Linked DNA regions of Mus musculus: region 1 is linked to region 2. The links are chromatin loops, found by intact Hi-C in ENCODE. Cell type or tissue: gastrocnemius. All regions are shown on one strand. Each heading gives the region's core, and the rest is flanking DNA. Links, peaks and the distances in the headings are about the cores only. Region 1 holds the start of Phtf2 (putative homeodomain transcription factor 2). Region 2 overlaps Phtf2 (putative homeodomain transcription factor 2).

The links. Peaks named below come from ENCODE experiments on the same cell type or tissue, not always from the same donor. Only the 100,000 strongest peaks of a DNase experiment are listed, where the experiment ranks them.
Region 1: it touches region 2 in a loop (4-fold over the local background); 2 of 42 quality-filtered maps call a loop at or near these places.

Annotation. Positions count from the first base shown.
Region 1 is chr5:20,870,439-20,885,897 of GRCm38, forward strand. It overlaps Phtf2 (putative homeodomain transcription factor 2), which reads right to left and starts at 11,686. Exons shown (of 18, transcript NM_172992.3): 1 at 11,518-11,686. Tmem60 (transmembrane protein 60) reads left to right here and starts at 12,015. Exons shown (of 2, transcript NM_177601.3): 1 at 12,015-12,217. In gastrocnemius, for the core only: no CTCF peak of the experiment used is centred there; no DNase peak of the experiment used is centred there; H3K27ac peaks cover 2,376 bases.
Region 2 is chr5:20,814,463-20,829,921 of GRCm38, forward strand. All of the region lies in intron 2 of Phtf2 (putative homeodomain transcription factor 2), which reads right to left. Among named protein-coding and RNA genes, the nearest start is that of Gm42219, 14 kb to the left of the region's middle. In gastrocnemius, for the core only: no CTCF peak of the experiment used is centred there; a DNase peak (open chromatin) is centred at 6,823; H3K4me3 peaks cover 704 bases; H3K27ac peaks cover 2,500 bases.

The DNA of each region.
Region 1 (15,459 bases), core at 6,056-8,555, 56 kb after region 2:
AGACAGGGTTTCAAAAACTCACTTTGTAGACCAGGCTGGCCTCGAACTCAGAAATCCGCCTGCCTCTGCCTCCTGAGTGCTGGGATTAAAGGTGTGTACCACAAAATGTATAGTTTTGATACAAATTAATTTAGTACAAAATAGCTATACAAAACATTGCTGGAAGAAATCAGAAATTTGAAAAAAAAAAAAAACATTTTATGTTCCTTGATTGAAAGACTTGATGCCATTATGTACACAATATCCAAAATAATCTACAGATACAATGTAACACCTATTAAAATTCCAATGGCATGTTTTGCAGATACAGAAATTTTTACAGTAAAATTTATATTGAATTTTACAGGGCCTGAAAAAAACAGTTTGATCTGTAAGATTCAAACTTCCTGATTATAAAATAAATTGCAAAGCTATAATGAAAACAGTTTGGTACTGACAAAAAGGTAAAACGACAAATGAAACAGAATTAAGACTTCAAGAGCATGGTCTAATAATCTTTAACAAAGAAAGTAAGATCACTCAATGGCAGAAGGACAAACTCTTCCATCACACATACTAGTCTGAAATATAGGGATCTGTATACCATTGTTTTACATTATATACTAAAATTACTTCAAAATTAATTGAAGAGTTAAACGCAGGTCCTTAGATTATAAACTATGTAGGAAAAAGCACAGAAGTAGTACTTCCCGGCACTGGGGAAGGGTGCAGTTCAATAGGAGTGGCTCCCCATCAGTAACAGCACTTGTGGCATGGTCAAAAGCCAAAGCTTCACTCCCTCCATCCAAACCAAAAGGTTGTCAGACATAAGAAGCTAACAGAATTCAGCAGCAGAAACTTGGCACTATGGCAACTATGACTGTAAGGCCTTCAAGCAAAATGAAAATGACATCAAATACAAAACTATGACTACTGAAAAAAACGTAAGAGCTCTGAAAATAGTGAATAAATTTAAGAACCCTTTCCCCCTAAATGTTCTATATATTTAACAAAATTGAAAGAAAAAAAAAAAAGCTACAAAAATACTTTGTTTTGTTTTTCAAGAAAGTTTCTCTTTGTAGCCCTGGCTGTCATGGAGCCCAGTCTGTAGACCGTGCTGGCCTTGAACTCATAGGAGTTCTCTCTGCCTCGAGTGCTGGGATCAAAGGTAGGGGTGTGACACCACAGCCCAGTGAGCATACCAAGTTTAAAAGAGAACCAGAATGTGGTATTTCTCAATATAAAACATTGTTTACTTAAACATAAGTTACACACTATCCAATACAAACAAACAATGACAATGACAATAGCTGATCTACAAGGCAAAAAAGAACAAATAAAACAAACAGCAAGATGTCAGACTTAGTAGCAGAGTTTAAGAAGCAAAGGCAGAGTGACCTCTGTGAGTTCCAGGTCAGGCAGTACTACACAGTGAGACCCTGTCTCAATAAACAAGTTGGTAGACTTAAACTATCACATTAAATGTAAATGGAACAAATTAATTAGGAGAAATGATAAAGTGGATTCTGAAATGCAAGCCAAAGTTAAATGTTATCACCTGGAGCTCATTTAGACATTTAAGTCTCTGGGCCTGGTGTGTGCTGGCCAGCCAATTTAACCAACTGGTGGGCTCAAAAGAGACACTGCCTCAAAGAACAGGGTGAAAAAGTTATTGAGAAAAACAGCTGACAATGACCTCTGGCATCCACATGCACGTAAGCATACACACAACACATACATCTATCTATACATATATGCACAAATTAATAAGTAAATCATAAAAATTAAAACAATATACTATGCTAACAGTAATCAAAAGAAGCTCAAAGGCCATGTAAAGTAGGTTTCAGTCCAAAGTATATCACCAGAAATAAGAGGTGCAATTATATAATATAGAGTAAAGGACTCTAATTCACTGAGAGATCATACGATCCAAAGTATGAATACATGCAGTACAAGAATTTCAAAATGTATTTAGGAAAAACTGAAAGAAGTGCTAGGAAATCAATCAGTCCACAGATAAAGAAAACAAGTAGAGAGAGGGGAAAAAAAAATCAAAGAATATTAAAGAGTTAATGCTATCAATCAATTTAACTTCATTAGAATTCCCGGGATTCTTTTCAAGAGCACGTGAATCATTTAAGACAGAGCTCTGCCAGTGTGGTGGCACACAGTGTGGTGGCACACATAGGTACTTTTGGCCCTTGGGATGACAGTCAGAAGGGTTACCACAAGTTTCAGTGTGGACAGAGCTACAAAATCAGACCATCTCAAAAACAAAATTAACCCATAATAAGCAGACAGATGGACAGACCATATCAAGGGTTAATAAAATAAGTCTTCTTAAGTTTAAAATGGGACCAGCAAGATAACTCACCAGGTGAAAGTGCTTTCCAACAAACCTGACAGCCTGCATTTAATCCCCGGAACTCAGGGAAAGGGAAAAACAAAACCCTCCAAGCTGTCCTCTGACATCCACACATAAGCCACAGCACGTACACAGTGCCCATGTGTCCTTGAGGGCAGCACACATACATACACATGCAAGCACAAATATACACAAAGATAAATGAATATTAACTTTTTCAATAAAAAAAGATATACCAAGATCTGTATAATCAAAAAGTGAAATAATCAAAGTAGTATTTAGAGGAGCTAATGAAATGAGCAGTTCATAAAAAAGTAAATGGCCAATAAATGTATGAAAAAATCTCTCATTTCACTAGCCATCAAATCAAAATTGCAAATGCAAAGTAAAACCACAGTGAGAGTCTCCCTTGTTCCAGTCATCACCTCAGTTAAGAAGACAAGTAACAACTGCAGGTAAGGCTGCAGACAAATGGGAACCTTGAATGACAGTGGGCATGTAAGCTGGCACACAGCCACTGTGGAGGTCTGTGGAGAGGTTTCATAAAAACACAGCAGCAGATCTTCTATGAGTCAGCTCTATGACTCCTGGGTATATATATACCCATAGGACTCCAAGCCAATAAATCACACAGATCCTTGCACATCGGTGTTTACTGTAGTACTACTCCCAATAGCTAAAGTATGGGACCATCTGGGTGTCCAACAGGATAGATAGGAAAACATGACACATGCACACCATGGACCTTTTTTCAGCCATAACAAAGTTCTGTCCTTTGCAGGATGCAACTGGACATAATCACGCTAATGAATTAAGCCAATCTCAGACAAACAAATATGTTTTCTCTTATTTCTGAGTTCTAGATTTCATACACACACACCATAAAAAACAGAAATGCCTAGGGAGTCAAAGGGCACTAGCAGGAGAAGGGAGGGCAGAGACAAGAAAAGGAGTGAAAATATGCTCTCTATACAAGATATACACATACAAATGTTTTAAAAGTAATCTTGTTTCTCTATGTAGCCCTGGCTGGCCTGGCTGGCCTGGAACTCAGAGATTCAGCTGCCTCTGCCTCCCCAGTGCTGTGATTACAGAAGTACACCACCACACCCGACTAAAAGTAACATTTTAAAGCACCATGTTTCAGTCAGGGTTTCTATTCCTGACAAACATCAGGACCAAGAAGCAAGTCATAGCAGCCTTATTTATAATAGCCAGAAGCTGGAAAGAACCCAGATGCCCCTCAACAGAGGAATGGATACAGAAAATGTGGTACACAATGGAGTACTACTCAATTATTAAAAACAATGAATTTATGAAATTCTTAGGCAAATGGATGGATCTAGAGGATATAATCCTGAGTGAGATAACCCAATCACAAAAGAACACATATGATATGCACTCACTGATAAGTGGGTATTAGCCCAGAAACTTAGAATACCCAAGATACAATTAGCAAAACACAAGAAAATCAAGAAGAAGGAAGATCAACGTGTGGATACTTCATTCCTCCTTAGAATAGGGAACAAAATACCTATGGAAGGAGTTACAGAGACAAGGTTTGGAGCTAAGATGAAAGGATGGACCATCCAGAAACTACCCCACCCAGGGATCCATCCCATAATCAGCCACCAAACCCAGACACTATTACATATGCCAGCAAGATTTTGCTGAAAGGACCCTGATATAGCTGACTCACGTGAGGCTATGCCAGTGCCTGGCAAATACAGATGTGGATGCTCACAGTCATCTACTGGATGGAACACAGGCCTCCAATGGAGGAGCTAGCGAAAGCACCCAAGGAGCTGAACATATAGGTGGAACAACAATATGAACTAACCAGTACCCCCAGAGCTCGTGTCTCTAGCTGCATATGTAGCAGAAGATGGCCTAATTAGCCATCACTGGGAAGAGAGGCCCCTTGGTCTTGCAAACTTTATATGCCTCAGTACAGGGGAATACCAGGGCCAAGAAGTGGAAGTGGGTGGGGAGGGGAGGAGGGCGGGGGGAGGGTACAGGGAACTTTTGGGATAGCATTTGAAATGTATATAAAGAAAATATCAAATTAAAAAAAAAAAGAAGCAAGTTGGGGAGGAAAGGGTTTATTCGGCTTACACTTCCACATTGCTATTCATCATGAAAGGAAACCAGGACTGGAACTCAAGCAGGTCAGGAAGCAGGAGCTGATGTAGAAGCCATGGAGGGATGTCCCTTACTGGCTTGCTTCCCCTGCCTTGCTCAGCCTGCTCTCTTATAGAACCCAGGACTAGCAGCCCAGAGATGGTCCCACCCACAAGGGGCCCTCCCACCCTTGGTCACTAATTGAGAAAATGCCTTACAGCTGGATCTCGTGGAGGCATTTCCTCAACTGAAGCTCCTTTCTCTATGACACAACTCCAGCTTGTGTCAAGTTGACACACAGAACCAACCAGTACAAGAACCTTGCCAGAGATGTCACTGGGAATGGTTTTTTGAGCTTTCAAAAGTCCATGCCATTCCTAGTTAACTCTCTCTGCCTTGTATTTGAGGATGAGATATAAGTGCTCAGGCCCAGCGTTAGCACCATTCCCGCCGGCTACCATGCTTCCCACCACGACAATCATGAACTAACCTAACTCTTGAAACTGAAGGCCCCAGTACACTCTTCTAAAAGTTGCCTTGACTATGGGGACTTCTGAAGATGGACTAAATGCATTTTGCATTACGATGCGGCTACAAGTATATAGAAGCCAGGGAGTAGAATGTGGTGGTTTGCCTGAGAATGCCTCCCATAGGCTCATACATTAAAATGCTTGGTCCTCCAGTCGGAGGTTTCAAAGGCTCACACCACTCCCAGGTAGCTTTCCCCTCCTCCCGTTGCCTCGAGCGTGTAGATGAGACATAAGCTCTCAGCTACTGCTCCAGTGCCACGCGTGCCTGCCACCCTTGTTCCCTGCCATGACAGACATCATGTACTAGCTCTCTGAAATTGTAAGCCCCCAAAACACTCTTCCCTAAGTTGCCTTGGTCATGGTCCTTTGTCACAGCAGAACAGTAACTAAGACAAGGACCCAGTAGATGATAACTCAGTGGGTTAAGCACTTGCCACACAGGCCTGACTTTCTTAGACTGAGCCCTGAAACCCATGGAAAAGTAGAAGAGAACCAACTGCCCTCTGACCTGCATACACACTCACGCTCATGCATCATATGCAGATATAATAATGAAGTTAAAAAGCATTTTGAAAATTAAGTAATTAATCTCATTAAAGATTTTAGAAATAAAAGTCTAGGAGATGGCTCAATTCCCAGCTTCCCTGCAAGCATGAGATTCTCAGACCTGTTACCCAAACCCAATTAAGCCAGGTGGTCGTCGGTCCACATGTAATCCCTGCACATCACCTGGGTGGTAGACAGGAGAATCCTGGGCTTGCTGGCCAGCAGGCTAGCCCCATCAGTGAGCTCCGAGTCCAGTGAGGATAGGGCTTAACTGAGGAAGATACTCAATGCTAACTTCTGTCCTAGGTTTATACACAAACATGTTCCTGTGCACACCCCCACACACACACACAAATGCATGTATATGGAAAAATATTTCAGAAATAAGATGAAGACTTAAGGAAAAATAAGTTCCTTTATCTATATGCTTTAATCACATCGCTGAGACCCAGTTTCATTAAGTTTATGTTCTTGACATTAAGAATATTAAACTCATTACATATATATGTGGTTCTAGTAATTTTTTACTAAACACTGCCTATAAATGACTAGCAGAGTATTGCTTCTTCCTGAGTTATTTTTGCTATTTTCTAGTTCTGTTACCTTGTTCTGGAGTTTTCTATTAGGTCTGTTGATTATTTTTGTTTTGATTTGTTTTGAGTCAGGGTCACCTCATGACGTAGCCCTGGCTGTCCTAGAACTCACTACATAAACCAGGCTGACCCCAAACTCAGAAATATATGCCAGCCTCTGCCTCCCAAGTACTGGGATTGAAGGAGTGTGCCACTGCCACCAGACTGCTTTCTAAAGTTCAATGCAGACAAAGAATCACAACAGTCAGCTTTTGAGAAAGTCTAATGAGTCAAATACTATGTCAAGGTGTCTAAGAGCTCACTTAAGTATTTTAACATCAAAGTGCAACAAGATAGACATCTGCATTTCAAGAATAAAACCAAACTTCAAAAAAAGTTACTAAATGAACCCAGAGTTGCTGAATTGGTCAATGACAGAATTCAGACCTAATCCTCAATCTGTGGAAGACTGTAACTTGTGCACATAACTTTCAAATATCTTTCATACAGTTTTGCTATCTTTTATTGTTTTATTATCAGCTCATTTGAGGTTTTTTATTAAATGTTATCAGTGCCTACTATTAGTCTTCAAAATTTCTGCAGATAAACTCCCAATAGTTCTTCTACTGCTTCTACATCCAGAAAACTGCATTCTTTTCTTTACTTCCTCTCACTAAATGTCAAATTTAATCTAGCTATGATTATTATCAGGGAGTTCTTCAGCCACAGCCATTTCCTGCCCCAGTTCAAGTTCACTATTCAGAATTAAATCCAGCATATTTTCTTTCTTGCCGAGGAAGAAAATACCTGCTTTAGGAAGCAGTCAGCATTTTCTTTGCAAACCTATGGATTTTTTTTCCAGCTACTTGCATAACACTAACAACCTGAACTGAAAATACGGCTGTCCTAAATGTCACCTGTATGTGCATCTTACTCAGATATTTCTGGTGATCAAGTGAGGATGGTTCAGTTTTATATACCCAGTGTCTGTAGAGTTCCATGCTAACAAGATAAATATAAACATGGACCCTTTCTCTCAGTTTCAAGTGCAGTCCCAATTGAAAACATTCTGCCCCACCAACCTATCCCACGCTGGTTTTAAGATAGTAAGCGGCTGTGCTGGCACATGGCACATCCCTTTAGTCCCAGACAGAGTAAGTAGAATCTGAGCTCAAGGCCAATCTGGTCTATATGGAGTTCCAGGCCATCTAACGCTACATAATGAGACCCTGTCTCAAAAAGGAACAGAAAGAAAGAAGGGAGGGAGGGAGGGAGGAAATCGGCTGATATAGGAGTTTCTAGACTAGGCAGAGATTAGGAACAACAAAAGCCACTTTAAGATTCCTATATAGCCGGGCGTGGTGGCGCAGGCCTTTATAATCCCAGCACTCGGGAGGCAGAGGCAGGCGGATTTCTGAGTTCCAGGCCAGCCTGGTCTACAAAGTGAGTTCTAGGACAGCCAGGGCTATACAGAGAGACCCTGTCTCGAAAAAAAACAAAAAACAAAAACAAAAAACAAACAAACAAAAAAGATTCCTATATAAAGGAGGCAAAATAGAGTGCAAAGGCTTCTGCCAGTGTTTTGTTGTCTTCATATACAGCTTAGAAAGAAAAAGCTCAATGAAATGGTGACTAATCAGACATGTTTAAAAATGTACTGAATAGGCACTTGGAAAATAAGTGAAGGGTAACTATTAGGTAAAAATATAACAGACAGACTGCTTCTCTAAGTGTATGTCATAGTTTAAGTGAGAACGGCCCCCACGGGCTCACTTATTTTAGGCCCTCCAGTTAGCAACTGTTAGAGAAGAAAGAGTTAGGAGAGATGGCCTTGTTGTAGGAGTTACGTCACTTGGGGGTAAAAGCCCATTTATTTCCAGTTTTTCTCTTTCTTTCTGCTTTAATGCTCGTGGATCAACTTGTAAGTTCTCAGCTACTATTTCAGGACCCTCCAGCTGCCTGATGCCAGCCTCCCCAGACCATGATGGTCACAGACTCTTCACCTATAGAACCATAAGCCCCAAATTAAATACGTTTTATAAGTTGCTTTTGGTCGTGGTGTTTTGTCACAGTAACAAAAAAAAAAAAAAAATAACTAAAATGATTATTTGGCAATTTCTGATTTTCAAAATCGGATATACTCACTCTGCCGAGACACAATCTATGCAAATCAGCATTTATTGTTGATATACAAGGACTTATATATAATGCTACAATTCCCATTCTCTCAAGCTAGACTCATGGTGTGAGACTGTCTTCTCCTGTATGGAGTATCTTCCTTCCTTCTCTATTTATGGAAACTACTTAAGTCTCCAATGCTCAAGAAAGCTCCTCCCAGAGGCCCCTGGTCCTGTGAAGGCTCTATGCCCCAGTGGAGGGGAATGCCAGGGCCAGGAAGCCAGAGTGGGTGGGTTGGTGAGCGGGGGGAAGTGAAGGGGGTAGGAGGAGGGTATTTTCAGAGGGGAAACCAGGAAAGGGGTAACATTTGAAATGTAAATAAAGAAAATATCTAATAATAATAAAAAAAAGAAACCTCCTCCCTGGACCTCCCAACCATTCTCTTAAAAAATAAAAGATACATGTTCTTCCTTCTTTGTTCAGTGCTTATCATTTTATTTAGTACTTAATATTCACTTACAAGTACTATCCTCTCTGTTCAACAAATAAGGAAACTGATGTGGTATCATGCTCACAGTAAAAAAGATCAACAGGTATTCAAACTCTAGTGACTATCTTGTTTTGGTTTGGTTTTCTTTCTTTCTCTCTCTCTCTCTCTCTCTTTCTTTCTCTCTCTTTCTTTCTCTCTCTCTCTCTTTCTTTCTGTTTTAAGTTTACATTGATGGTTTGCCTGCATGTATGTCTGGGTGAGGAGGATGTTGGATCTCCTGGAACTGGAGTTACAGTTATGAGCAGCCATGTGAGTGCTGGGAACTGAACCCAGGTCTTCTGGAAGAGCAGCCAGTGTTACTTTTATGCGCACTGATGTTTTGCCCGCATGTGTATTTGAACCTTGGTCCTTTGGAAGAGCAGCCAGTGCTCTTAACCAATGAGCCATCTCCCCAACCCCTTTGGTTTGGTTTTTGTCGTTATTGCTTTAAAACAGGTCTCATTATGTACACTTGGCTGTCCTAGAATCCAGACATCTCCCTGTCTCTGGCTCTCAAAACCTAGATAGAATTAAAGGCACATGCTACCACACGTGACCCAAGTACCTATCCTTTAAACTCTCCATAAAGTCAGCCAGATTCCACACAGTCACAACACAGTAAGGTGCTATCCTTTGTTTAAGTATCGCTCCTCTTAAACCGCTGACTCCTGCCTGGCAGTCCTGGGCGGTGGTGGCGCATGCCCTTAATCCCAGCACTTGGGAGGCAGAGGCAGACATATTTCTGAGTTCGAGGCCAGCCAGGTCTACAAAGTGAGTGCCAGGACAACCAGGGCTACACAGAGAAACCCTGTCTCGAAAACCAAAAAAAAAAAAAAAAAAAAAAAAAACAAACCCGCTGACTCCTAAGAAGAGTGACAGTGATTGACTTCGTCCCTACATCTTTAACAACACTCAAAATTGCGTTTACACAGTGATCTGAAAGTGTTTCAAGAGAAAGAGCTTGGACTCAGCTTATCACCCCGCAACACTGTTGTCTATTAGTCTCTTTCTACCAAGTCTACTCCCATTTAACTGTAGTCCAAAAGCATACTTGAAATGTAGTCCTTGTAATTAAATTGGTTACAAGTGAATCTATCAACTTATTACCATTAAAATCTCGAACCATTAGTTAACTAAATCTTAGTTGTAATAATAGAGAATAGTAATTACTCATTGGATTATGTGACATAATATAATATATAAATAATCCAACTAATTTATGATCTTCATTTTTTTCAACATACTAACATAAATTCTCTTAGTGACGATATATGCATTACATATTCCCTACAATTATACATAAACTGAACAAGCCAAAAAGGTTTCCACTTAAAAACTGTTCAGGTCATCTTTATTTTTAGCATCAACTCTCCAGTGCCAATTTGACCTTTAAAATATTTAACTCTTGCAAGCTTGGCTATGCAAGACTGCCCACACAGTTAGATGCACTTGAAATAAATACATTTTTATGATCTACTACAATATACTAAAACTCAGAATCCTCGCCACCCAACATTAGATAGTTCTGATACTATCTAATGCATTCAACTGCTTCCCTGTGCAGGAGGCAGACTACTTCCAAAGAGGGAAAAACTTAAGAAATTTCCTGGAACCACCTTGTTTTCTGGTTCCAGACATGGCTCAGTCTACCCGGACCTCCTGATTTCTTTCCTCTGGGGTCTAGAGTCTGAATCATAAAACTCACAGAAACACCCGTTTCTTTCCCTTTTAATCTATAGCCTGTACACCAAACCTAAGTTAGGACTTGAGCTAAAGTGCACGTGGAAGTCCAGTGTTAGGAAAAACGATTTACAAAAGTACCTAGCAAATTCATAATCACTTAAAATCAAAGACTCGGAAAAAGAAAAAAGGCAAGAAACGCTTAAAAATGTTTGATGAAAGCAATAAAAAATTACTAAAGTATTACACGTAAAGTAACATCAAAGTAAGCAACGTCTACCACTGACAAAACAATTGTAAATTGCATACCTAATTTACATACACCCAAGTATGTAAAACCCACAAGGAAGATTAATTGCTCCACATTGTACTTTCCCAGTAGCACATGTTAATACAGTCCCCAGGTGTTCTCCGGACAAAAATAAAATGGTTAACAAAATGATTCCTGAAGTTTAACAAGGCAGTGATGAGTTAGAAAGCACAATACCAGAACAATACTAGAACGCTGGCTGTCAACACGAGGCGGAAACAAGGTGAAGCATGCCTATGGACCACTGCATTGTTTGCAGACCTGAAATGCCCTGCCAAGGCCCACGCGCGAGACTCGGGTAGCCGCCCCTCCGCGGTCGCTGTAGGAGCCGCAACTCCCGTGCGCCGGAGCTGCGGGAGCAGCAGCTGCCCTTCCGCGCGGGCAGTGCCTGCACGCAGGGCGACCGCTCCGCGAGCCCGCGCGCGCCTCGGGCCGCTAGAGGACCTCGCGTGGGCCCCGGCCCGGCCACCCGCCGCCCCCACACGCCCTCTGGGGACCGCGCGACCCCAAGCCAGAGGAGCGCAGGGGCGCGCGCGCCCACACCGCGCCGAGCTCCGGCCCGCAGCCGCCGCGCCCCGGCGAAGGGAGGGGGCCGCGGCCGAGCGGGGCCCGCAGGTGCCCGTGGCAGGGGGCGCCACGGCGACCACGAAGCCCGCGCCCCCATCCCGCCCGCCGCTCCGCCGCCCGGTCCGCACAGCCCTGGGATCCTGTCAGAGTGCGGCGACCTCCACATGGCCCGCCGAGCATGGAGCTGTGGCGCCTACCGTAGCCGCCGGCGCCGCGCCGCTGGGAAGCGGCTAGGAGACGCGCAGAGTCGCGAAGGCTAGTGCCGCCGCTGGAGCCCAAAGAGCTACAGCCCCGCCGCCGGCGGCGCGCTGCCTCCACCCTCGCGCCGCTCGCGCCGCCCGCACCGCGCTCCGCCTCCCGGGACGCCCCGCCTCCTCCGCGGCTCCTCGCATGACCACGGAGTCTGCGCCGCAGCCCGCAGGTTACGGGACCGGGCGAGAGGGGTGGGAGGGTCCCGGCGAGCGAGGGCGGGCCCGACGGCGGGCGTGATCGGAAAACTGACTTTTCTACCAACCTATAGGACTAAGGGGCGGGCCCAGGGGGCGCGGTCATTGCCTCCCTTTTTTATCGCTCTAAAACGGAGGGCAGTCAGTTACTGGCGGCCAAATGAACCAATAAACAAGAAAAACGGGCCCGTGAGCGCCGAACGCCGTTCGCTCTGCTCTCCGGGATAGGCCAAGGGCGGCGGGAACAGCCCCGGATGTGGGCGGAACCTTGAGGTGCGGAGGGCCTCAGCTGCGGCTGTTTGGAGAGGCGGAACTATGTCTTCTCCTTAATTATCATGTGAGGGCCTAAGAATTTAATGGGGGGAAAAGTGTGGAAGAGGATTAGGATCCAAACTGGCGGATTTCCCGACCTTCGCTGCCCTCTCGGCTCTCCGGCCAGCCGCTCTACCAGGTGAGTCGGGAGCTCGGCCCTTGTCCTGTCCGTGCTGCCTCCGGGTGACCTCACCCCTTCATGCTGCGTGCGGGCGCGTTTGCACGACGGCTATGGGATGCGTCTTGCAAAAAACGCATTAAATTCCAGCATGAGTTTGGGAGAGTCCAGATATTCCCGCGAAACCACCATGGGCATTTCCAAACCAAAGACCAGGATAGTTTAGCAGGATCCTCACGTTCCAGGGCAGATGAGCCCTAAAGTCAACCAAGTTGTAAGCAGCGAGGCCACTTATTTTGAGAAGGAAATTGTGAGCTGGTTAAACAGAGCTGTCTTCGGGTAAGGAGAGTTCATTTATAAGTATTAAGAGTAGCGGGAGAAGGGAAATGGAATGGTATGGGAAGGACCTTGGATGAGTCTACTACGCACAACTAATTACTAGATGCAGGTGTGTATTTCCATGTGTGGGGAAAGAAACTCTGAAGGTTTCAACAATGGATCCGGAATCATACGGGCAAAAAAAAACAAAAACAAAAAAACACCTTCTGTGTACAGATATAACCACCTTAAGTGAGAAATATCTATTGAGCAAATCTTAGCCTTGGACCAACACATAGAGAGAAAATGGTGGTAAAAACCAAATAAATTCTATTAAAACAGTATGTCTTTGTAAAATTGGAACCTTGTATTACCACTGTAGTTCAGCGTATGTAATCCTTAAACGTCAGTTAAATGTCAGGAAGGTCATCTCCATTGTTGAGAATACTTTTCTACAACCGAGTTTTGTTTCCACCCACAATTATAAACTTGTAACCGCAATAAGCTTAGGCCCTGGCCTCCTTTCACCTCTTGTCCTAAAATGCCTATAGTCATTGCACTCGACTTGGCACTTGTTCCTGAAGGGGGTGGGGATGGGGGAGAAAAAAGTTTGTATTATCCTGTACCATATAGAAAAGTTGTGTTTAAGGATATTAATAATCACAAAACTTTGTTAAAGGTTCTTTAAATTGACCAAATCAGAGGTTAGGACTGAGCAAACATAATTCACAGGATTAAAAACACACAGTTAATTAAGCAGTCTGCCCACATCTCCACCTCTGCTTCCAAACTTAATCTCATTCCATTATATTCTATTTTTTGTAAAAGACTGGTACAGAAAATTGCCTTCCGTGACTTAACCTAATGTGAGCAGTTCCTTATACCCCTGTGCCTTTAAGTCCTAGCAGAGTCAAGTCAGGTAGCTCTTTAGATAGAGTTCAAGGCCAGGCTGGTCTATGTAAGCAAAGTTCTAGGCTGGCCAGGCTATGTAGGCAGAGCTCTGTCTGCCAAATCCCTGCAGTCCAAAGCATTTGCAAACTAAACAAACTGCTAATAGTTGAGAGTGAGAAGGTGCTAGGACATCAGCATCCAACTGCTAAAGTTCAACAGGTGTGTGTTTACCAAGATTAGCATCCTCGAGATGTGCAGACTTTAGCAATAGATTGACCACAGCTCTTCTTGTCTGTCCCTGCTTCTCCTGCATCACTCTCACCTTTTGTTTACCTCTCCCCCTGGTGACCTTTCCCTTCTCTCCTGTGTGCCTGTCTTCACTCTGTCTTTTGCCAGTGGCTTTGTCATGGAGATTACTTTCCTACTTAGTTGTTCTTGGGATGGTAAGAGCAGGTAAATGCTGCACTTGCCACCCAGGCCCATGGCCTGAGCTCAGTCCCCAGGACCTGGGTGGTGGAAGGAGAGAAGGAAATTTTCCTACTTGTGCCTCTCACACTCTCATGACCACGTGATCAGAGGAATAAAATGTTACTCAGCTTTTGCCATTTCCTTGCCCTCTGTTGAGTAAGCTGCCTTACTCCACTGCATGTAGTTTGCCTTCTGATTCCCATTGTATCTGCCCTTCCACTTAAAGGTCGCAAGGCTTCGATTAAAAAAAAATCTTGAAATGTAAATCCATACATGAAGATTAGATACATCTTTATACCTTAAGCTAAGGTATAAGTTAATGAATTCCCAACTGAAAGTAGAAGTTCTTAAGAATTATCTTAGTGATACTAGCATTGAAAAAAAAATAAGAGAAATTAAAAATATTCTGGCAGTGAGAGGTACTGGGTACTGGGCTTTCCAAGCATAAGGATGCATTCTAGAGTAACAGAGCTAAGGTTCTGGGTAATGGAAAGATTGCTTGTTGGCTAAAAATGCTTGCTACTCTATCAGAGGACCTGAGTCAAGTCCCAGTACCTACATAAGGCGATTAGGACTGCCTGTAACTCTAGTACCAGGCGATACCAACCAGGGGTGCCAGGTAATCTTCACATTCAGAAGGAATCTTAGCACTGAACATTTTTTTTCTGGGCTCATGTGGCACACACATGTAGACATACACATAAAAAGTTTTTTTTAAAAGAAATCTATTTTAAAATAAAAGAGAACAGTGATATAAAAGTTAGCCCCTGTCATTGGATCTTTAAACACTGGGTAATAACAAAATCCCAAGTTTTTTAGTGGTCTGCTCTAGCAAGGAAATACTTAAAAATACAAGAAACAAGGATTATGTGCAAGTATAGTTATCAGTCCTGTGTGGATTATTTAGCCAGTGACACCTCTTCAGTCTTGCTGTTTATAAAAACTATATAAAGTTTATATCAGTCATTCTATCCTCAAAAACTTCATTATGCACCCAGCAGTGGGGCACATGCCTTTAACCTCAGTGCTGAAGAGGCAGAGGCAGGTGGATTTCTGAGTTTGATGCCAGCCTGGTCTACAGAGTTTCAGGATAGCCAGGGCTATACACAAATCCTGCCTCAAAAAACATGTTTCAATGTGTTGACCTCGGGTGCTTTATTTTAGCACCTCTTGAAATTAAATGCAAAACTCTTAAGTTTGCAAGTATGCAGAGAGGTTAAGAACATCCCTGTGGTGCATCGAAAGGCTTGACTTGGACCTGATAACACTGAAAAGGAACCAATTGCTCATGAATGAGGTTCATGCCCAGTGTCCACACTATCTTAAGTCAGTCGTGGACTATAAGAAATGGTGCAAGGACTGGAAAGAGAGCTTCGCAGTTAACACAGCTAAGAACATAGACTGCTATCTAGGCAGTGGTGGAGCATGCCTTTAATCCCAGCACTTGGGAGGCAGAGGCAGGCAGATTTCTGAGTTCGAGGCCAGCCTGGTCTACAGAGTGAGTTCCAGGACAGCCAGAGCTACATAGAGAAACCTTGTCTCGAAAAACAAAACAAACAAAAGCCAGACTGTTCCTCCAGAGGACT
Region 2 (15,459 bases), core at 5,741-8,240:
TGGTGGGAGGGTTTTCCTATACAAACTCAAACGGTAAAATGGGTTGTTTGACTGGAGACTCTTTTATTCAGAGATTGATGGGAGAGAGCAAGGGCAGTTTCCACTCTAATACAATGCCTTATGGAGTATTAGGACCATGGATCAAGAACAACTTGCAGAGCTGAAAGACAACATATAAAAAACAACTTGACAGGCTTCTCAGTTTCTGTTTTACCACTGACACAGAAACACCTAGAAGATTTGACTAAGTCAAGAAACCTGATAGGTGTTCTTTTTGTATTTCTACTATATAAAAATTAAGTGGCATGGTCAAGTTCAACAACAATTCTCCATCAAAAATCAGGAAGACATTAAGTATATCACTGTTTTAATGTCATACAAACCTACAAACAACTCGACTGCAATATTCCCTGGGTAGAAGAGGAATCTTATACAGACAGCACATCTTCAACTAGGGAAAAAACTTAGTATTTTTGTCTCTGTAATCTCATCTGTTTCATCACCGTTTCCCTTTGCATCCCTCAGTCCTCCAAGGTGTGCAGTTTGGAGCAGACAATATAAATGGCTGTGTTTTGCTAGTATCAGTAAGAAACAGCTAAACGCTGTTGTGATGGCGTTTCAAGGAGGGAAGGCATTCCTCTACATTCTCAAAGCTTCTGGAATCCCAATTCATATTTGTAACCAACCATTTTGTCTGGCGTCTAAGACAGTAAGCAACTTTATCAACACTCTTGCCATTGTTCTGGAGGTATGTGAATGCAGTAGACTGGGCTGGGTTTATCTAACCAGAGCTTATCTACTGCTGTCTTCTCACTCCTAGGGACCATACAAGTGTTCTGCCCTCTACATTGCATCCTTCATCCTTATCTACAGCTTCAACAACAGGTCTACAATCCTCTATCTTGCAATACTCCTCATATTGACAGCAAAGATAACTCTATAGTCTCATCCCTACAAGTCTGAAATCCCAATCCCTATGAATATCAGCGCTCCTGGAAGTGCAGAGACATCCAATTCCTTTTTGGAGTTTCCATTTCTACTACGTTCTCATCTAACTTATTTCCCCTTTGCTCTTATTTTTATGTTGGCTTATTCAGATGTGAAAATAAAAACATAACAAGAAAAACAAGCACATAGCAGCATCCTTAAATCAATACAGATATAAAAGAAACTGAGATAAAGAATTGATAGCCGGGTGTGGTGGCGCACGCCTTTAATCCCAGCACTCAGGAGGCAGAGGCAGGCGGATTTTTGAGTTCGAGGCCAGCCTGGTCTACAAAGTGAGTTCCAGGACAGCCAGGGTTATACAGAGAAACCCTGTCTCGGAAAAACCAAAAAAAAAAAAAAAAAAGAATTGATAATAACAAAACCATTAAAATTGAAATGAATACTCACAACTGACTCCTACAGCTAACACTGCTGTGTTCACTGTCAGTGACTGCAACAGATACAAAGGACCCAGGAACTAGTAACAGTGACCATCCCTAACACCCATGAAAAGAATAGCACTTTTCCCTGCTGCTTTATACTGACACCGTATTTTTTTTTTTCCCCACAGTGCACATACTACTGTGGGAGCCTAGTTCTCAAACCCAGGTCTGCTCCAGCAGCTGTATGACTCAATCATCTAAGAAAGGAAGTGTGTTTCACATTACCACTACGTAGTAACTAACAAGAATCAATTCCCTTCTGCTTTGATTCTCAGTTTTGTTTTGTATCTTTCTACACACAATATAAACAAAATAAAAAGGATAATATGAAGAAGGCAGAGAGGAAGAGGAGGGAAGAGATAAGAAAGAGAAGACCAGCAGATACAGAGAAAGACTGCCTCGGGCTCCTCAGGAACAATCGGAACTAATCGATGGTATCAGACACACATGTTAGAATGGTTGGGTCACGAGACAGTAAACAGGCAGCACTCAAGAATTCTAGGAAAGTAGTTCTCAGAAACACACCAAAACACTACTTTTAAGGGCTAAATTACTTCTATAGTCACTACGTTTAGATCAGCAGCTAGGATATCAAAAGGCTCAAGAGACAGCAGCAGCAATCTTACCAAAGGTAGCTGTCCACAGTGTATTTATTGTACTGGATGCTTAGATGATATAAAAGACTAAAAGTCTAGAAATGTACTTAAGTGAAAGGAGGCCTGGACTTACAACTTTTATCACCCAATTCCTATAATAAACAGACTACTAAACTACCACACACTAAAAACTCAATAGATGCAGGTGCTTCCAAGCCTGTTGACTTAAGTTTGATCCCCAAACCCTATAACTCCTTCAAGTTGCATATGTTGTTGTAACTTTCCCCCTAATACTACTACTATGCTCTTATTTTTCTGAATATCATGTAAGAAACATTGAGAAACAAGTCTTTAATTCCCATAAGTATCAAATGTTTTATCTATATCTATGTAAAATCCCTCCACGGCTTGACCCCCTAGACGAATATCAGATGATTACACGTCTGCCTTTGTTTGCAAGAATGTATCCATTAAATGCATGAAAAGAATATCTCGCCAGGCGTGGTGGCGCACACCTTTAATCCCAGCACTTGGGAGGCAGAGGCAGGCGAATTTCTGAGTTCGAGGCCAGCCTGGTCTACAAAGTGAGTTCCAGGACAGCCAGGGCTACACAGAGAAACCCTGTCTCAACCACCCCCCCCCCCCCAAAAATCTCAAAGACAAGTAAAAAAATTGAGGAATGTCTTGAGGGGCTGGAGAGATAGATGGCTTACTGACACACAACCTGACATCAACTCCTGGGCTCCTAAACTACAGCTTGTGCTGCCATAATGATCTATCTTTAAGTTTAATAAAAAGGAAAGGCAGGGAGTCAAAGTAAGAACAAAAGCAGTGGATAACAGAATGAAATATTAAGACAGCAATGAAAGAAAGCTGCAATGCTCCGAAACCCGCCGCCCTGGTAGGCACCGTAAAGCATCACAAGCGCTATCATGTTTGTAAAGCACACAGTGGAAACACGTAACCGACACTTGCTCTAGAACTTAGGACCTGCAGATAAATCTCCCAGAATTAACAGGATCTAGCTATTCTGGCTTTTAAACAATATTTAACTCCAAAGTCAAGGTCCCAAAGCTCTGAAAATCATAAAGTTTTCCACAGTGTTTTATTTTTAACTACTGCCTCACAGACAAATCTAAAAATATCTGTTTCCCTTTACCAAAGGAATCAATGCTTGTATGCCAGACACTCAGTGACTTGAGTGAGGAGGACTAAAGGAAGAGGTTTAATCATGCCGCATCATTCCTTGTGAATGATAATGATGCCAGACCTCAAGGTGTGGCCTGAGGACCAAGGAGTGGTCATTTCCATCATTGTTTTTAATCAAGTCCTAACTCAGTAGAATCGTAAGTTTACAACAGCTATTAGAAATATCCCCTTAGGCTTGGTATGCACAAGCACATGCTGTCAAGTGTGAGGACCTGAGTTCAGCCCTGTAGCCCACATGCTGGGCTTAGAGAGATGTGGCTCCCACAAGTTGATCTCTGACCTACACAAACATGTGACAGTGCATATGCTCCCCCTGCAAATAGACAAATATCCTGTAATTTTTAAATCTCCCACTATAATCCCTGCAGTATACAGACAGTAATGAAAGAAGGTAAGGATCCAGATAGAGTGTAACTGTGAAAATCATTCTAAGCTATGGAATGAACATTAACTCTAGAGCCTATAAACGTGTATGACTTAACTACTGCTTACTGTTTTAATCAGTCATCACCAGGATTGTACAATAACAAAAGGTATTACTAGAGAAAATAAAGATGGTTGACTAGAGACCTGAAATCCTTTGCTATGGAGACTATGACTTTTTCTTGGGGCGGCAAATTCCTCAGGTAAGGGCACCTGTCAAGCAAGCCTAACAACCTGAGTTTAATTTCCCTAACCCACAGTGAAAGAAGAGAACCAACTCCTTAACGCTGTCCTCTGACCTATACACATGCACACACACCTACATGCAAGCCTACACCCACACAAAATAAAAGTTGGGGGGCAAATTCTAGGCACTAGATAATAACACCTCATTAACTACTGACGCTTCCATTCATCCTAAGTTAATTGTAACCAATGACTGTCTTTCCACAGCCATTCAAAACCACACCTTCCCTGTACTAACCCTAAGATACTATATGATACACACACACACACGCACACACACGCACACACACATTCAACCACACGCACACGCAGTCACATGTTTTTTCAATAAGATACATAGAAACATTTAGCTAAGAAAACTAAAAAAACTTGTCAAACATTTAATAATATATATAGGCCATATAAACAATCTATTCACAAATCATGACCATGTTTCTACAGCTTAGGAAGAACCAGTTAATGATATGGTGAAACACTGATTCAAATTTTGAAAAACAAGCTTTGAAGAATACTCTTTAATATAATGAAAAAAAATAATTACTAGAGGATTTGGCTCTAAGGAGTCAGTACCATAGAAAAAATACTGTTGAGGTTTGGTCTTGCTTTGTATTGTAATGCTAAGTGTGGGCCCCCAAGACCTGGGGTCTGCACATAGATCCAAGTGACTCTATGTGGCCTTGCCCCCAAGTTATGTCTGATTGGAAAACAAAGATGCCCACAGCCAATAGCTGGGGAGAAGAGACATATGTGAAGTTTAGGATTTCCTGGCTTGGGACCAGAAAATCATTGAGAATGAGAACAAGGCGAATGGTGGAGAAGGCACAAGAGAACATGGCCCTGAGGGCTGGCCAATTGGAGTTATGAGCAGCCCAGATGGAACATACTAAGTAATAACTCAGGGTTATTGATAGGAAAGTAGATTCTAATAGCACAGCAGGTAGGTATCTGCCCAGCTGTTGTGCTGTTTAAGGCTTAATGTAAAAACAAAAGTTGTATGTGTCTTTCATCCAGGAACTGAATGGTCAAAGGCAGGGTAGAAACCCCGGGTTGGGATTAAAATTTTCTACAACAAATATTTGCATAAATAATTCAAAAAACAATCAAATAAACACTATGATTGAGGGATAACATGACCTTTGTGGACCTTGATATGCAGAAGAACAAAGACAGGGATTGGTGGCTTGAGTACTGGGACTACACACACACACACACACACACACACACACGTTAGGAAAAGACAAGCAGAAATTATAACCGGAATTCAAGAGATGGAAATGTAAAAAGTCCAGAACTCAGTAGCACAAACTGTGTCTGTGTGTTATATTGCCTATTTGATCATTTCTAGAGAAACAGAGTAACTTGAAGAAACCAAGAACAAACAAGTACATGTTCAAAGAAAGAGAAGACTCAAAGTCAACTTAAGAGTCTTAGAAACCGCTGGAGAGATGGCTCAGCAGGTAAGAGCACTGACTGCTCTTCCGAAGGTCCTGAGTTCAAATCCCAGAAACCACATGGTGGCTCACAATCACCGTAATGAGATCTGACAACATCTTCTGGTGTGTCTGAAGTCAGCTACAGTGTACCTATTTATAATAATAAATAAATCTTTTAAAAAAAGAGTTTTAGAAACCAGAAAGGTAGGTATTTTATGGCAGGGTGTGAATTCAACTGTTGACACTAGGGCCATCAAATACCTTACACTATGCTTGCTGCTACACACTTATGATATGCACACTGTTTCTTTCCCCCTCCAGGACCCTACCCCCTTACTTCTCCCGGACAATTCACTGCTACAGCAACTGGATGAAACAGGGTTATGGGACCTAACACCAGGTTGCCAGACACAGAGGGGCTCAGGCCTGGGCTATCCATGGGATAGGAAAGGAGACTCTGTATTAAGGCTGTCAGCTTGAGCAGGAAAAACAAGCTGATGGTGAACCAGCACAGATGTCAAGGTTCAAGCAGGGCATGGAGGGGACATAAAGGTGAGAAAGGGCGAAAGGAAGAGCGCAGCAACCAGCCCTGACTACGACAACGAAGTTCAGTACACAGAGTGGACAATGGCCAGAAGGGAGACTGACTGAACGCATGGCCCTGATGTCCCAATGCCCGCAATGCTTCTGACTGCACACAAATCTATCTTGAGAATTATTAAAGAAATAACTGTAGTTTTAGAGGCCTGGAGAACAGCTCGGTAGTAGAGTACTTGCTTAATTTGCAGGAGACTTTGGGTTCAATCCCTAGCAAAACACACACACACACACACTTTTGTTTGTTTGTTTGTTTGTTTTTTTGACTTGGGGTCTCTTTGGCTAGCCTTGAACTCTTAGAGACCCATCTGCCTCTGCCTCTCCAATTCTGGGATTTCACCACCATGCCCAATAGAAATTGATTTCAATCTCTCTTCCACTTCCTGAATTTTCCATTTTCCTATTACAGACACGTATTACTTTTCTGACTGTGACAGAATATTTAGAAAAATCAAGAGAAAACAATAGTTCATATTCTCAAGAACCAGTAAGTGTCAGGTTAGGACTAAGCAGCGTGGTTTTGAATGCAATCTCACATGAAGACCGAGTAGAAGGAACCACACAGTGGGGAAAGCAGCTACAAATGCTCATTAATAAAGTCTCTGGTAGAAAACACGTTAAGAGTTTTGGGTTTTGGAGAACCATTTAGCTAAAAAGCTTAACAAAACAGTCAAATATTTAAATCCCACAAAAGGACATAGTCACACACACACAGAACATTTCAAAACAGAAAAAAGATGAAGAACCAACACACTAACACATGCCATTTGCACAAGGAAACACCATATTCCAGGTAAGATTCTTGTGGCAGAAAAGACTCAGCTGGCTCACAAAGGACCAGATGGGAGCAGAGGGAAGAGAGCCTGACAGACAGATGTAAAGTGGGACTGGGAGATGGCCAAGTGCTGAGGGAGCCAAAGAAAACCTTCCTAACTCCATAACAACAAACAATGGTTGCCACCTGAGAGGCAAAAATAGTCATGAATAACCTTCCTGCCTGTCCACTCTCAAGGTAGTGACACAAGTTACACTGTGTCATTTCAAGTCTCATATTAACTACTAATGAAAAGCCAACAACTTTAATACATAAGGTCTTGATGAATTAAATCTTAAAAGCATGTACCATACTTATCTCTTATACACTTAGGGAAAATGAGATCACTAAGCATAAAAGGCCTAAAGTTCTGCTGTGTTCTGAAGTGACTCCCACACTCCAGGTCCATGCTATTTGATCCAGCATATCTTCCCCCAACCCCACAAAGACCCAAGGCCAGACATCCAACTCCAGCTGAGCCAAGCAGGTTGTCTCCTCCTAAAAAATGTCAAAGAAAAGTATGACTAACAGAATGAAACAAAATAAATATTACAAGCTCAATAGAAATATTTGTGTACACTGCTGTGGAGAGTGGCCAGGCCAGTCTTTCCGTCTGACATCTAGGCTGTCAGTAGTTGGCAGTTCACATGTGCTGGGAGAAGCAGAAGCAGGGTACAGCAGTGTTGTTTCCTGGCCCAACTTTAAAGAGAGCTGGTAATGGAAACCAACACCACCCTGCATAATTTACAAGAACTGTTTACTTTCCAGCTTGCTGGGACACCAAGTATGTTCTCAGTGGTTTTATTAAAGTACTGTCTGATTAATAAGTTTTCCTATGAAGTTATCTGAGCAAAGATAATTTAAGGTCTACTTTTCTATTTAAACTAACTTTGGATCATGAATTGTGAAGAGTCTACTAGTGAGAACATAAAAGATTTAGTACTCTGTGGGGCGGTGAGCTGTGCACAGATAGCCTGGTCTCAGGTCTGAGCACAGGCCTTGAACCCCTGTGATCCAGTAGGTGGCTTCTGCCTACTAGGGATGGCAGATATTCAGCCAAGCCCCCTGGGCCCCCGGCCCCTTTTCATAGCTACAGCCTCCCACAGCCCCCGGCAGAGAGGAGTGTGGCCATCAGTCACTTCGGCAATGCCCAAGCTCCTGGTATTCTGTCTGGATTCCACTCTTACAGTTATCTGGCAACAGCCAGGCATGTTCCTCCCCATAGTTACCTTGCAACAGCCAGGTAGGGTCCCACTATAAAAGGGGCTCTTTGCCCCTTCCTTTCTCTTACCCTCTTTCTCTCTTTCTCTCTTTCTTTCTCTCTCTCTCTCTCTCTCTCTCTCTCTCTCTCTCTCTCTCTCTCTTTTTGCTCCCCCTCTCCCCTCTCTCCATGTGGCCGTGGCCTGCCTCTACTTCTCTACTCTTCTCCCTCTCTCTATCTTTCTATAATAGATGCCTTAAAACCATGGACTGCCTCTTCTCATCAGGATCTGATGTGTAGGAGCAATGGAGCAGGTCTTCGCCTAATGAGCCTTGCATCTAACCTCCCATGGGAGGTCTCCCTGTGTTTCAGCCACGGCTGCCAGCCAAGTCAGCTACCCACCAACCAGCCAAAGGACTCTCCACCAGATAACTAGCTGTTGGAGCCTTCCTCCTGCCCTTTTCCCTTCGGCTCCAGGCCAGAGCCAGCCCTGCAGGCCCCCTACTCCGTTCTCAGCTCTTCCACGGCATTCAGTGACATCTGCAGTGCCCAAGAGTGAGAACCTGTGGGTCTAGACCTCTGCGTGGGCCGGGACCCCCAAGCCAGCTTCCAGCAGGTCCACAGGGACCTCAGACTGCACCTTCCCCAGTCCCAGAGGAGTGTCTCACAGTCCAGTGCCTGCCTGGCAGGGGCTGTGGGATGCGCGCAGTCAAACTTCCCACATCCACCTCCATGAATGGCCCTAGCCCTGTGGCGAGCTGGATGCGGGACCCCATTTTTGACCCACAGTATTCTACTAACAATAAAAAAGTAGTTCAAATATATTTTTATTATCCAACAAGAGGTCAAAATTCAACATGTAAGTTCTAACAAATCTACCATATTGATTCTTAAAGTTTTTAAAGTCAAATCAATACCACTCAATTACTGATTATTTAGATTTTTGATGTTATTTCAATTACTATAGAGTAGAAATTATTTTAAAAATTGTTTAAACTATTAAAATAGCTTTCAAAAGCTATATATTAAAAATATAGTTTGGTCTTAAAAACTAAAAGATGACTTTCTTTAGCTCTAAGTAAACTACAGAAAAAGACCAAACACAAACTTTACTTCATCTTTATTTTATCACCAAATAGTGTTGCTCATATTTTTATAACAAATGTATGGGGGGGTGTAGTGGCTATTCCTGGTTGTCAACTTGACAATATTTGGAATGAACTACAATCCGGAATTGGAAGGCTCACCAGTGACCCTTATCTGGAGGCTTGGAGATCCTTATCTGGATCTTGGTTTGAAGATCTTGAGCCATAGTGGCTATGGATTCCAGAAGATTGAATCTCCGAGTTAAGGAACACACCTTTAATCTGGGCTATGCCTTTCATCTGGGATTAAAGGTGTGGTGGAACACACCTTTAATCTGGGCTACACCTTTTGCTGGAGACAATATAAGGACATTGGAAGAAGGGAGTCTAGCTCTTGCTCTTGCTCCTTTGCCTGCTTGCTGCGTGAGACTGAGTAACTGCTAGATCCTTGGACTTCCATTCACAGCTGCGACTGAACAATTGTTGGGAATTGAGCTGCCGACTGTAAGTCATCAATAAATTCCTTTATTATCTAGAGACTATCCATACGTTCTGTGACTCTAGAGAACCCTGACTAATACAGAAGTTGGTACCAGGAGTGGTTCTAGAGTAACAGAAGTACAAGGATGAATCTTTTAAAATACTGGAATTGGCTTGTTGATCCACCAGCACTTTCAAATATTGAAACCTCTCCAGATTCTCTCCCTCCTGGGAGCTCAGAGAATTTTGAAGACCCATGGTTGAAACTATATTCCGAACTTAAAGAAGCTAATGCCCTTGATTTTCTTAATGAATTGGGTGATTCAGTGCACAAAGCTTTCTACAAGATGGGGAAAAAATCGAAAAATGATTTTACTGGCTGGCTGCTCTTAGTATCTGTGGAAAAAATGATGAATGAAAGGAAGGAGTTGTGTGATAAAATCGAAAGGCTCCAGACACAAGTAAACGATCTAAAAGTTGCTAAGTGTGTCCTTGAGGAGAATCTTCTCTCTTGTAGCAATAGAGCTCAAGTTGCAGAAAATCAAACAGAAACTCTCATTGTAAGGTTGGCTGAACTACAGAGAAAATTCAAGTCTCAGCCTCAGAGTGTGTCGACAGTTAAAGTAAGGGCTCTAATTGGCAAAGAATGGGATCCTACAACATGGGACGGGGATGTGTGGGAAGACCATGTTGAAGCTGAGAATTTTGAATCCTCAGATTCTCAAGGGTTTGCCCCACCTGAGGAAGTAGTACCCTCAGCCCCACCTCTTGAAATAATGCCTTCCCCACATGAGGAAATTAATTTTGCAGAGTCTGCTTACGGCCCACCAATAGTTTCTTCTAGACCTGTAACCAGACTCAAAGCAAAACAGGCTCCTAGAGGGGAGGTAGAAAGTGTAGTCCATGAGGAAATTCGCTACACTACTAAGGAGCTTAATGAGTTTGCTAATTCATTCAAGCAGAAACCTGGTGAATATGTGTGGGAATGGATTTTAAGGGTGTGGGATAAGGGTGGAAGGAACATAAAACTAGAGCAGGCTGAGTTTATTGACATGGGTCCTCTGAGTAGAGATTCTAGGTTTAATACGGAAGCTCGCATAGTTAAAAAAGGTGTCAAAAGTTTGTTTGAATGGTTGGCTGAGGTGTTTATCAAAAGATGGCCTACTGGAAATGACTTGGAGATGCCTGATATTCCATGGCTTAGTGTTGATGAAGGGATTTTAAGACTTAGGGAAATTGCAATGCTAGAGTGGATATATTGTGTAAAGCATAATTGTCCACAATGGGAAGGTCCAGAAGATATGCCTTTCACCAGCTCTATAAGACGCAAATTGGTGAGAGGGGCACCAGCACATTTGAAGGGTTTTGTTCTTTCCCTTTTCCTTGTGCCAGATCTTAGCATTGGAGATGCTTCTGCTCAATTAGATGAATTAAATTCACTGGGTTTAGTTGGATTCCGAGGTAACAAGGGCCAGGTGGCAGCATTGAATCGCCCGAGACAAGGTGATTCTAGTTATTATAATGGACAGCGTAGACAAAAGAATGTTTATAATAACATACCCAGTAATGGTCAGCACAGGAGAGGTGAAATTTATAATGGCATGACTCGGTTGGACCTTTGGTACTGGCTAACCAATCATGGTGTTTCCAGGAATGAAATACATAGGAAGCCTACTGCATATTTGTTTGATCTGTATAAGCAGAAAAATTCTCAAACAAATGAAAGAAAGGCTACATTAGATCGTGGAAAACAGCCAAATGAAAGAAAGGCTACATTAGATCGTGGTAAACAGCAATCTCGGCCAGTGAATCAATTTCCAGACTTGAGACAGTTTGCAGATCCAGAACCCCTTGAATGAAGGGGTGGCCAGGTTCCGCTGAGGAAGGATCTTGATAAGACACTCAAAGGTTTTGCTGTTACCCTTTCTCCAGTTCTTCCCCAGAGGGACCTACGGCCTTTTACAAGGGTAACTGTACACTGGGGAAAAGGAAATAATCAGACTTTTCGGGGTCTGCTGGATACTGGTTCTGAGTTGACACTGATCCCAGGGGATCCCAAGAAACATTGTGGCCCTCCAGTTAAAGTAGGGGCTTATGGAGGGCAGGTGATTAATGGAGTTTTGACTGATGTCCGACTCACAGTAGGTCCAGTAGGTCCCCGGACACATCCTGTGGTGATTTCCCCAGTTCCAGAATGTATAATTGGGATAGATATACTCAGAAATTGGCAGAATTCTCATATTGGTTCCCTGAACTGTAGAGTGAGGGCTATTATGGTTGGAAAGGCCAAATGGAAGCCTTTAGAGTTGCCTTTGCCAAAGAAAATAGTGAATCAAAAACAGTATCGTATTCCTGGAGGCATTGCAGAAATTACTGCCACTATCAAGGACTTGAAAGATGCAGGGGTGGTGGTTCCCACCACATCTCCGTTTAACTCTCCTATCTGGCCAGTGCAGAAAACAGATGGATCATGGAGAATGACAGTTGATTATCGAAAACTAAATCAGGTGGTAACTCCAATTGCAGCTGCTGTACCAGATGTAGTTTCGTTACTTGAGCAAATTAACACATCTCCTGGCACCTGGTATGCGGCTATTGATCTGGCAAATGCCTTCTTCTCAGTACCTGTCCATAAGGACCACCAGAAGCAATTTGCTTTCAGTTGGCAAGGCCAACAGTATACCTTCACAGTTTTGCCTCAAGGATATATTAACTCTCCTGCCCTGTGTCATAATTTAGTTAGAAGGGATCTTGATCGTTTGGATCTTCCACAAAATATCACATTGGTGCACTATATTGATGACATTATGCTGATTGGATCAAGTGAGCAGGAAGTAGCAACCACTTTGGACTCATTGGTAACACATATGCGTATCAGAGGATGGGAAATAAATCCAACCAAAATTCAAGGACCATCTACCTCAGTGAAATTCTTAGGAGTCCAGTGGTGTGGGGCATGCAGAGATATTCCTTCTAAGGTGAAAGATAAGTTATTGCACCTGGCCCCTCCTACAACCAAGAAAGAAGCACAACGTTTAGTGGGTCTATTTGGATTCTGGAGACAACACATCCCTCACTTGGGTGTGTTACTTAGGCCTATTTACCAAGTGACTCGGAAAGCTGCTAGCTTTGTGTGGGGCCTGGAACAGGAGAAGGCCCTTCAACAGGTCCAGGCTGCTGTGCAGGCTGCTCTACCACTTGGACCATATGACCCAGCAGACCCGATGGTACTTGAGGTGTCTGTGGCTGATAGAGATGCTGTTTGGAGCCTCTGGCAGGCCCCTGTAGGTGAATCACAGAAAAGACCTTTGGGATTTTGGAGCAAAGCTCTACCATCATCTGCAGACAACTATTCTCCCTTTGAAAAGCAGCTCTTGGCCTGCTATTGGGCCTTAGTGGAAACTGAACGTTTGACAATAGGACACCAAGTTACTATGCGACCTGAACTACCCATCATGAGCTGGGTACTATCAGACCCTGCAAGTCATAAAGTGGGACGCGCACAGCAGCAGTCTATTATCAAATGGAAGTGGTATATACGTGATCGGGCCAGAGCAGGTCCTGAAGGCACAAGCAAGTTACATGAAGAAGTTGCTCAAATGCCTATGGTTTCTACTCCTGTTACAATGCCATCTGCTGCCAAACATGTGCCTATAGCCCATGGGGTGTTCCCTATGATCGACTGACCGAAGAGGAGAAGACTAGAGCCTGGTTTACTGATGGCTCTGCACGTTATGCAGGCACCACCCAGAAGTGGACAGCTGCAGCATTACAACCCCTTTCTGGGACAACCTTGAAAGACACAGGTGAAGGGAAATCTTCACAGTGGGCAGAACTTCGGGCAGTACACATGGTATTACAGTTTGTTTGCAAGAAGAAATGGCCAGATGTACGATTATACACTGACTCATGGGCTGTAGCCAATGGATTGGCTGGATGGTCAGGGACTTGGAAAGATCACAATTGGAAAATTGGTGAGAAAGACATCTGGGGAAGAAGTATGTGGATAGATCTCTCCAAATGGGCAAAGGATGTGAAGATATTTGTGTCCCATGTAAATGCTCACCAAAAGGTGACTTCAGCTGAGGAGGAGTTCAATAATCAAGTGGATAAGATGACCCGTTCTGTGGACAATCAGCCTCTCTCCCCAGCCATCCCTGTCATTGCTCAATGGGCACATGAACAAAGTGGCCATGGTGGTCGAGATGGAGGTTATGCTTGGGCTCAGCAACATGGGCTTCCACTCACCAAGGCTGACCTGGCTACAGCTGCTGCTGATTGCCAGATCTGCCAACAGCAGAAACCAACACTGAGCCCCAGATATGGCACCATTCCTCGAGGTGACCAGCCAGCAACCTGGTGGCAGGTTGACTACATTGGACCACTTCCTTCGTGGAAAGGACAGCGTTTTGTTCTTACTGGAGTAGATACTTATTCTGGTTATGGATTTGCCTTTCCTGCACGTAATGCCTCTGCTAAAACCACCATTCACGGACTGACAGAATGCCTCATCTATCGTCATGGTATTCCACACAGTATTGCTTCTGACCAAGGAACTCATTTCACAGCCAGAGAAGTACGACAGTGGGCTCACGATCATGGAATTCACTGGTCTTACCACATTCCCCATCATCCTGAAGCAGCTGGGCTGATAGAAAGATGGAATGGCCTTTTGAAGACGCAGTTACAGCGCCAATTAGGTGGTAACAGCTTGGAAGGCTGGGGCAGAGTTCTTCAGAAGGCAGTATATGCTTTGAATCAGCGCTCGATATATGGTACAGTTTCACCCATAGCCAGGATTCATGGGTCCAGGAATCAAGGGGTGGAAAACGGAATAGTTCCACTTACTATCACTCCTAGTGACCCTCTAGGAAAATTTTTGCTTCCTGTCCCCATAACTCTAGGTTCTGCTGGCTTAGAAGTTTTGGCTCCAGAGAGGGGAGTGCTCCTACCAGGAGCTACAACAAACATTTCATTGAACTGGAAGCTCAGACTTCCCCCTGGTCATTTTGGGCTTCTAATGCCCTTAAACCAACAGGCTAAAAAAGGAATAACAGTGTTAGGAGGGGTGATAGATCCAGATTACCATGGGGAAATTGGATTACCTCTTCACAATGGTGGTAAGCAAGATTATGTCTGGAGTGCAGGAGATCCCTTAGGGCGTCTCTTAGTACTACCATGTCCTGTGATTAAAGTCAATGGGAAACTACAACAGCCTAATCCAAGCAGGATGACAAAGGACGCAGACCCATCAGGAATGAAGGTATGGGTCAATCCTCCAGGAAAAGAGCCAAGACCTGCTGAGGTGCTGGCTGAAGGTGAAGGAAATACAGAATGGGTAGTAGAGGAAGGTAGTTATAAATACCAATTAAGGCCACGTAACCAGTTGCAGAAACGAGGATTATAAAGTAATATGAATGCCCATTGTAAATTTACTAATGCGTTTGCGATTGTACGAGGGATAGTTATATCATGTTAGGCGTATTTACAACCTTGTTATTGTTTCATGTGAACATGAGATATTATTTGTGTCAAGTTGACAAGGGGTGGATTGTAGTGGCTATTCCTGGTTGTCAACTTGACAATATTTGGAATGAACTACAATCCGGAATTGGAAGGCTCACCAGTGACCCTTATCTGGAGGCTTGGAGATCCTTATCTGGATCTTGGTTTGAAGATCTTGAGCCATAGTGGCTATGGATTCCAGAAGATTGAATCTCCGAGTTAAGGAACACACCTTTAATCTGGGCTATGCCTTTCATCTGGGATTAAAGGTGTGGTGGAACACACCTTTAATCTGGGCTACACCTTTTGCTGGAGACAATATAAGGACATTGGAAGAAGGGAGTCTAGCTCTTGCTCTTGCTCCTTTGCCTGCTTGCTGCGTGAGACTGAGTAACTGCTAGATCCTTGGACTTCCATTCACAGCTGCGACTGAACAATTG